Regions from separate parts of the Homo sapiens genome. Here region 2 is linked to region 1. Evidence: chromatin loops called from intact Hi-C (ENCODE). Cell type or tissue: breast epithelium. All regions are shown on one strand.

Region 1 (4,000 bases):
TTAATGCAAACTTATAAGCTCAAGTTTCTAGGAATAGCACTGCTTGATGGAAGTAGTCTTTATTGCTCTTGATAACATTTGTTCATGTGTTCATTTATTTGCTTATCTACAGATTTATTTACTTATTTATTTTTACTGTTTGAACCAAGACAGAAGTTGTAAGTTGTGAATTAGAAGGCACCCTGGCCTGGGAGCTGGGTGATGGGGGTTCAAGGCTCAGTGGGTTGAATATGAGTCCAACAGTAGTGTTCTGGGGTGGAAGCAGAGGCAGGGGGCCAGTCAAGGAGCCACCTCCTGAGTTTGTCCTTGTGAGAGATAAATGAGGAGAAAACAAAAAGAAGGCAGATCTGAAATGCTCTACAGGAGCAGTTGGCAGGACTAGGGTTTGCTTGCATATGGAAACATCAAGAGGACATCAGAGGGGATGGAAGGGTTTAGCCAGGATGCCCAGGGGAATGGATCTTAACGTGATTTTTTTTTGTAAAGGGATGTCCGGGGGGGAGTTGCTGAGGAAAAGGATGCAGGCGCTGAGTTAAGTTGTAAATGTGATGGGCTTAAGTTGCATTCAAGTGGAAGTGTGTCTGGTAGCTGGAAAGCAGTCAAGGAAAAAGGAAACTTTGGGGCTGTTGGTGCAGGCTGAGCGGTGGGGCCTTGATTGGAGGGGAGGCTTCTGAGGGGAGCATGGGGCGATGGAGAGCAGTGAGGGCAGGAGAGTGGAGAACAGCTCTGTTGAGGGGACGGAGGAGGAAAAGGAGAATGGAGGAGGACCAGTAACCGGCAGGGTCACGGAAACCCAGGGTGGGCAGGTGAGTGGGTGATCTGCTGCCACAGACAGGCCAGAGAGACGAGGGACCCCCGTGGCCTTCCTCATCACCCCGACTCTCAGAAACAGATAATGGTTGCGCAAATGCCTAGGTTCCTGTTCTGTTTCTCCAGCATTGCACCCAGGCCTTTCAGATGAACATGTGCAAACCCAGATTACTGGCATCTTTCAGTTATCTGGGCTAATAAACGAGTAGTGACTGTGGATAATGAAGCTTTACACACTAAGATGAGTTGTGTGACTTTTCCAGGAGTTGAAGTTTAGGATAAAGAGGATTAATTTGTGCTCCCCAATTTCCTGCCTTCTGGACAGCAGCAGGCTTCCCTAAATGGCATTTCCTAGCCTACTCTGTGAAGTTGATCTTGTGGCTGGTAGGTGGATACCCTCTGCCAAAAATTAATTTTCCTCTAGATTTTTGGGTGGTCACTTAAAGATTTATTTCTTTGAATGAAAAACTTAGGTCTTAAGTCCTTCAGAAAGGATTGAGTGGGGGCAAACACACAGGGATTCCTGTGAAAAGCTGAAATCCATGAATATTTATTGAGGCACATGTGGGAGCTCATTCTCCAAAAGAATGATTAGAACCTTGGTACCTGGGAGGCCATGGGCATCCACTATTGACTCTGATGTTGGATTCTACTTTGCCACTCACCAATTCTGAGCTTTGGAGTATGTTAGTTATCCTCTCTGTACCTCATCTACTAAAATGGATGTGGAATTGTTGGAAGAATAGAAAGGTTACATTTAAACGTAAAGGTGCTTATTTAAAGTTTGCACTCAGCACTCAAAACTGTGGGCTGCTGTCCTCCTTCTCTAAACCTGGCCCCTTTGACACACCTGAGCTGTCAGTGGGTTTTGAGGGATTGGGGGCTTCTTTAGGGAAAGTACATGGAGCCTTTAGTGAAGGACTGGCTCTGCGGGGGACTGTGGTGTTAGCAATGCATGCTTTCTGTTTCTTTAGCCTATTAGACTTTTGGGGTAGGAGGTGTGGGTGATGAGGAGTAGATCTGTGCTGTTGGGTGGGAGGAGTTGTGAGAATGCCCTGCCTCGCTGGGAACTGATGGGGGCTTTTCTGGCCATGGGACGTGCACCATGGGGCTTGGGCGATGGCCCCAGCGGCTGCAAGAGGGGTGTGTCTCTGTGTGTGTGTGTGTGTGTGTGTGTGTGTGTGTGTGTGTGTGTGTGTGTGTGTGTGTTAGGGGAGTTGAGGCCCTTGCTGGGTCTGGCTGAGGAGCTGCCTCCGCGTCATGACCTGGTTCTTGTGTGCTGGCAGCTTCAGAGCAGCTGCTGCTGCTTTTTGCCAGGCCTCAGATGTGGTTAGGCTCGATTTCCTCCCGGCTGGCCTCTGTCCACCGGCTGCTTGAGGCAGGGGCTTCCGTCAGGAGAGCTGGATCCTGCTCTGGGCCGCAGATCAAGAGGCTAGGGGTGGGGCATGGGGAGCCTGCAGAGCAGCCAGCAGCTGTGCTCCCCCTTCACCCCCACCTGCTGCAGGGGAGCGTGTGCTGCCCAGGCGATAACTTTGCATAGGTTAGAGTTGCAGGGCTATATTTTGGAGTTCTGGTCCGAGAACAGCAAGTTAGTTACATAGAACTTTTAATGGGTGGGAGTTTCAGGCTTGGCACCCCATCTCAACTAGGCTTATCTTCACCTTCCAGTGCGTCTCATCTCTTAGAAATTTTCTTCATTTTCTTTCTGCATTATGTGTGATCTGCCTCTGTGTTATAACTGCGTACAGCTCTCTAGCAACAGAAATAGCACAAAAAATACCCAGAAATTTTCCCTGACTGCTCCCTTCTCGTCTCGTTCACAGACATGTGTAGTTTGCAGTTTCAGGTGTTTTATAGGTGTTCTATTCTTAAATCTTTTTCCCCTAAATAAAAATGAAAATACCTATGATAAATTTTGGAAACTATAAACGAGAAAGTTACTCATCCTCTATCACGCAGAGGATAAGCACTGTTAACATTTCTGTATGATTCCCCTTGCTGTTTTGTGTGTTTACACAGGCATGCGTTGTGATTGAATTGAACTGTTAAATTGGGCAATATTTTGAATCCTATTTTTTCCCCCATTTCAAATATTATGTACTTCCCCCATCATAAAAACCTTCTGAAAGCATTCATTTAATAAGTACATTCTCAAGTTTCACTTTTTCATTTAATACATTTAGTTTTATGTTCTTATTCCATATCATTTTAAGCAGTTGTGTACATCTACTGATTAAATATTATAAACAGGCATACGTTGGAGATACTGCAGGTCCAGCTCTAAACCACTGCAATAAAGTGAATATGGCAGTACAGCTGGTCACGTGAACTTTTTGGTTTCCCAGTGCATGTAAAAGTTGTGTTTACATTATATTGTAGTCTAGCAAGTGTGTGATAGTATTATGGCTAAAAAAATGTGTACATACCTTAATTTTAAAATACATTTTTGCCAAAAAATGCTAACAAAGTAAGCACATGCTATTGAAAATGACACCAGTAAGATTTGCCCAATGTGGCTGGGCACGGTGGCTCACTCCTGTAATCCCAGCACTTTGGGAGGCTGAGGCGGGCGGATCACCTGAGGTCAGGAATTCGAGACCAGCCTGGCCAACATGGCCAAATCCCATCTCTACTAAAAACACAAAAATTAGCCAGGGATAGTGGTGGGCACCTGTAATCCTAGCTACTTGGGAGGCTGAGGCAGGAGAATCGCTTGAACCCAGGAGGCGGAGGTTGCAGTGAGCCGAGATCGTGCCATTGCACTTTAGTCAGGGCAACAAGAGCAACACTCTGTCTCAGAGAAAAAAAAAGAAAAAGAGACTTGCCCAATGTGAGGTTGCCACAAACCTTAAATTCGTCATTAAAAAAAAAAAACAACAAACCACCCCCAGTATCTGTGAAACACAATAGAATGAAGCACAATAAAACAAGGTATGGCTGTATTATAGTTTTTTTTTTTATGTATTACTTGAACCATACTTGACCCTAGTATTTTATATATGTTAAACAGATAAAGCATAATAATAAACACATGCCAGTTCCCCAAGTTAGCTGGAATATTGCCAACATCATTGAAATTACCTGGGTGTTTTCCCCCAGCCCTATCTCCCTTCTTCACCTCCAGAGGTAACCATTACCTTGAATTTTGTTATCATTCCCTTGCTTTTTAAAGTCTTCATTATATAAGTTT
Region 2 (4,000 bases), 350 kb before region 1:
GCTGGGAAGCTAGGAGAGGACAATAGGGGTTGCCTCTCCCTGGATCATGTTCAGTCTGGGTAGCTTCCCTGGAAATCTCATGGAGATTCCACAGTAGTTCCGGATCCAGCTTGAGTGGTGGGAGGTATGTAAATCAATCAAGTAAGCAAGGTGTTCTTTCTGGAGAGGGTGCACACTCTGCTCATGTAAAGTCTACATCACTGTATTTTGGTTCCAGGAATTCCCACCCAAACTGCCCCATTCTAAATTAGGCCTCTTCAAATCAATAACAGTTCTTCTGTGACTGCTGGAATATGGAAGCCCAATATTTTAGGGATTACCACAGACTAAGGAGAAGGGAATCCAGACTTCACATGCATTCAGGCCACAAAGAAACACAAGTATTGGCAAAAGTGACAAGCATTCAGCCTACAGATATACCAGACAGGGACAAAGTCTTAAAGATGAGAGTCCTCGTCTTTATATTAGGGCTTCCCCTGTTAAAATGGATGGAGACATCTCTCAACTCCTAGACCTGAAGGGGAGTCCTGCCCATTCCCAACAGTCCTGGATCCCTTGAGCTAGGTCCTAAACCTGACAACCCAGAGTCCTAATAATCAAAACCAAAACCACTCTTTTAGTCAGTTCACAGAACCACCACCACTTACTGCCTCAAAATTGCACCAAATGAAAGGTCCAAGCAGCCACTTCTGCTTTCCTGGTGGGCTGGGGGGATGGGGTTGGCATGCCTGAGGCCCTTCACCAATCTCCCTCTTGGCAACTTAACCCACTCATGCTTCCTCAGACTGCTGCTTCGCCTGTAAGCAGCCTATAAGGGAGGTCGAGTCAGGGCTCAGTCCATAGTCCCATCTGGATCAACCAGATTTGTTTCCCAGGCCCTCCCACCCCACTGCCTCCAAAAAAAAAGCGGGGTTTGTTTGCCTGGTGAGTAACAAAAGTCGCTGAGAACACAGACTTTGATCAATAGGAGTTTTATTACTTGTCACAAGTAGGAAGAGCTCTGGGAATATTCGTCAAAGCAGTGTCTCCTAAGAGAAAATGACAGGAAGGCTTTATAGAGTGATCGAGAGGGGAGAAGGTGCATCATCACATGAAGAGGAGGGGTCCCAGTGACACAGATGGAGGGAGTCATCGTGCCACCACATAGGACGCATGCTATGGTAATGAAACTATAGCTCTCCCAGGGTGCAGGATTTAGCATTGTAATGAGGAAAGTTCACTGTAAGTGAGTTCATCTATAAGTTGCTGGGGTCTGTCAGGAGCAGGTTCCAACTGACTAGGTGACCACATTTCACACAGGGTTTGAGACAAAACCGTCTGCAAGGCAGAAGGCTGTAAAACGGGCTAATTGCTCAAATTCATTAAATTCCTTCACTCCCTGGGGGCCCGCCCTGTCTTGTCTATATAGCCAGTCCTTAGGAAGTGAGGCCAAGCTGAACTGTTGACACAGTCTATGTCTTTACGAGTCTGGGAGCTGGGTGATTTTACCTCTGATGCTAGACTTATTTTTACTGGTTTTGAAGCCTTGCTTACAGCCCTTTCCCAGTTTCTCACGAAATACTCATGAAAGGGGATGGTGGGGAGTGGGCATGGGGAAAAGGGAATGATATTAAAATTAAAGCTAACATCATTGGCCTCTAGGGGGCACTCATGGCTCATCTCCATAGCCCTTGGCTCTTGCAGCTGCCCAAGATGAGAGTCCTGATCTAAGGAAACTCCACCACCACCAAGGCTGGGGTGGTGGCAATGGGGGCATTATTTTCCAAACCTGACTAGGCTACATTTTAAGGGGATCATAGTCACAGAGAACATAGATGTGGACTATTAATTTTCTTTGCCTGAGCAGCCGTAGCCCTATGTGCTCCTCTCCAGCCTTTCAGGGAGCTATGATGGGCCAAAAAATGCTCAGTAGCCCAAGCCATCTCCTCCATAGACACTGGAGTAAAATCTCTGCCTATGGGTGTGTGTGTCTTGTCTTACTCTATCCTGGATTTGTTTCCTCCAATGCTGGTGGCTTTACTTTAGATAGTCTGATTGTTGCAGAGATGAGACCCAAGGCTCCACTCTGGAGAAAATAGAGCCCTCTTGAGAGGTCAGCCCAACTTGCTAGACTTCTGCATGGGGCTTGGGGTTCAATGTTCCAGCCTGTCCCCAAAAAGTCATGGCCAAATTCACATATTCCTTTGATCCCTGATGGTGTCTCATCACACAGTTCGTCTGGCCTCACCATTGCTCCACTAAGTCCAGGAACCTCAAGGAACTATGAGACAGGTAGGGCTAGACTTAACAAAATGGCTATCACAGTCTTCATTTCATGAGACAGAGGTGAACTGAGAAAAGGTGGAAGGTGCTTCAGAGACTTCTCTGTATTCATCCCTAACTTAGGCAGAGAGCCTTGGCCACACAGGAAACTGGGGAAGACCCCTCTCTTACTCAGGAGTCCCCCACACTGGTGCCATCTTATGACAGGCAGGCATCAGCTTCAGAGCCAGTCAAACAGTTAGGAATAGCAAACATTGCTCCAGAATTTGTTGGGGTTTTTTTTCCCCTGAATTTGATAGTAAGCTCCACATAGGCAAGAATGACAACCATCTTGTTCTCCTTGTTTCTCTGGAGTCTAACACAACATGTAGCACGTGGTTGGCCCAATAAGAATTTGTCGAATGGGGGCCAGATGTGGTGGCTCATGCCTGTAATCCCAGCACTTTGGGAGGCTGAGGTGGGAGAGTCGTTTGAGGCCTGGAGTTCAAGATCAACCTGTTCAACATAGTGAGACCCCTATCTTCTTTTTTTTTTTTTTTTTTTTAAAGTGGAGTTTGTTGAATGGCACACAGAAAATAAACAATCCAAATGACAGATCAGAGGTGCTGGAAAAGACCAGGGAGATCTAATCGTTAAATCACGTCATCTAAATATTAAGAGGAGACATTTGGACATCTGATAGAATTTGGCATTGAATAAGTGATAAATACACAGAAAACTGAACAACGGCAAAAAGAAAAGTATCAGTTCTAAGGGAAAAGATACAAATCAAAAGCCTTCAGGAAAGGATAAGTCATCATGGCTTACTGTATAGCTTAGCTTAAAATAACACAGAATAGTGAAGTAGCCCAAAGGGCCATCTAACCACACTGGGAAGCTGAGCAGGGGAGGAGTGCGTATATGCATGGAGGAGACTTGTCTTCACCCTCCTCAGCAGCTGACAGCAGGCAGGCTAGACCTGGACAATGGAGCAGGAGTCACACAGCCTGTGAAAGAAGTGCTGGGGAATGTAGGGGCTGCTGTTTCACATGACAGAGCCATTGAACCCTGGCTGTTTATAATAGTTACATACATAATTTTAATAGAAATAAAAACCAAAAAGAAAAAAGACTTAAACATGAAAGGCAAAACCATTACAATTTTTAGAGGAAAATATAAGAGAGTAAGAACAGAAAAATGTCTTAAGGCACAAAGTGCTAACCATAAAGAAAAAGATTGATAAATTCATCTTGATAAATTTTTTGTTTATCAAAAGGCACCATAAAGACAGTGAAAAGACAAGGCACAAAATGGGAGAAGATAATTGCAGCACATCTGACCAGCAAAGAATTTGTATCCAGAATATATAAAGAACTTCTATGAGTCGGTTTTTTAAAAACACAATTTATATTTAAGTCTCTTTAAAACAAATAGACAATTCATAGAAATATGGTGATATGGTTTGGCTGTGTCCCCACCCAAATCTCATCTTGAATTGTAGCTTCCATAATTTCCACATGTTGTGGGAGGGACCCAGTGGGAGGTAATTGAATCATGGGGGCAGATTTTTCCCATGTTCTTGTGTTAGTGAATAAGTCTCATGAGAGCTGATGGTTTTATAAAGAGCAGTGCCCCTGCACACCCTCTCTTGCCTACCACCACATAAGATGTGCCTTTGCTCCTCCTTCACGTTCTGCTGTGATTGGTCCGCATCCAAATGTCATCTTGAATTGTAGCTCCCATAATCCTCATGTGTTGT

What was found. A loop is a pair of places that touch in the nucleus more often than their neighbours do. Peaks named below come from ENCODE experiments on the same cell type or tissue, not always from the same donor. Only the 100,000 strongest peaks of a DNase experiment are listed, where the experiment ranks them.
Region 2: a loop joins it to region 1, with 8 times the contacts of the local background. A loop is called at or near these places in 1 of 110 quality-filtered maps.

Annotation. Positions count from the first base shown.
Region 1 is chr2:74,030,490-74,034,489 of GRCh38, forward strand. All of the region lies in intron 3 of TET3 (tet methylcytosine dioxygenase 3), which reads left to right. Among named protein-coding and RNA genes, the nearest start is that of TET3, 48 kb to the left of the region's middle. RefSeq lists enhancers at 275-776, 777-1,276, 1,849-1,948, 2,019-2,188 and a silencer at 2,253-2,398. In breast epithelium, no CTCF peak of the experiment used is centred here; a DNase peak (open chromatin) is centred at 2,110; H3K4me3 peaks cover 785 bases.
Region 2 is chr2:73,678,738-73,682,737 of GRCh38, forward strand. It overlaps the pseudogene ALMS1P1. Among named protein-coding and RNA genes, the nearest start is that of NAT8, 38 kb to the left of the region's middle. In breast epithelium, a CTCF peak has its summit at 1,603 (motif pointing right); no DNase peak of the experiment used is centred here.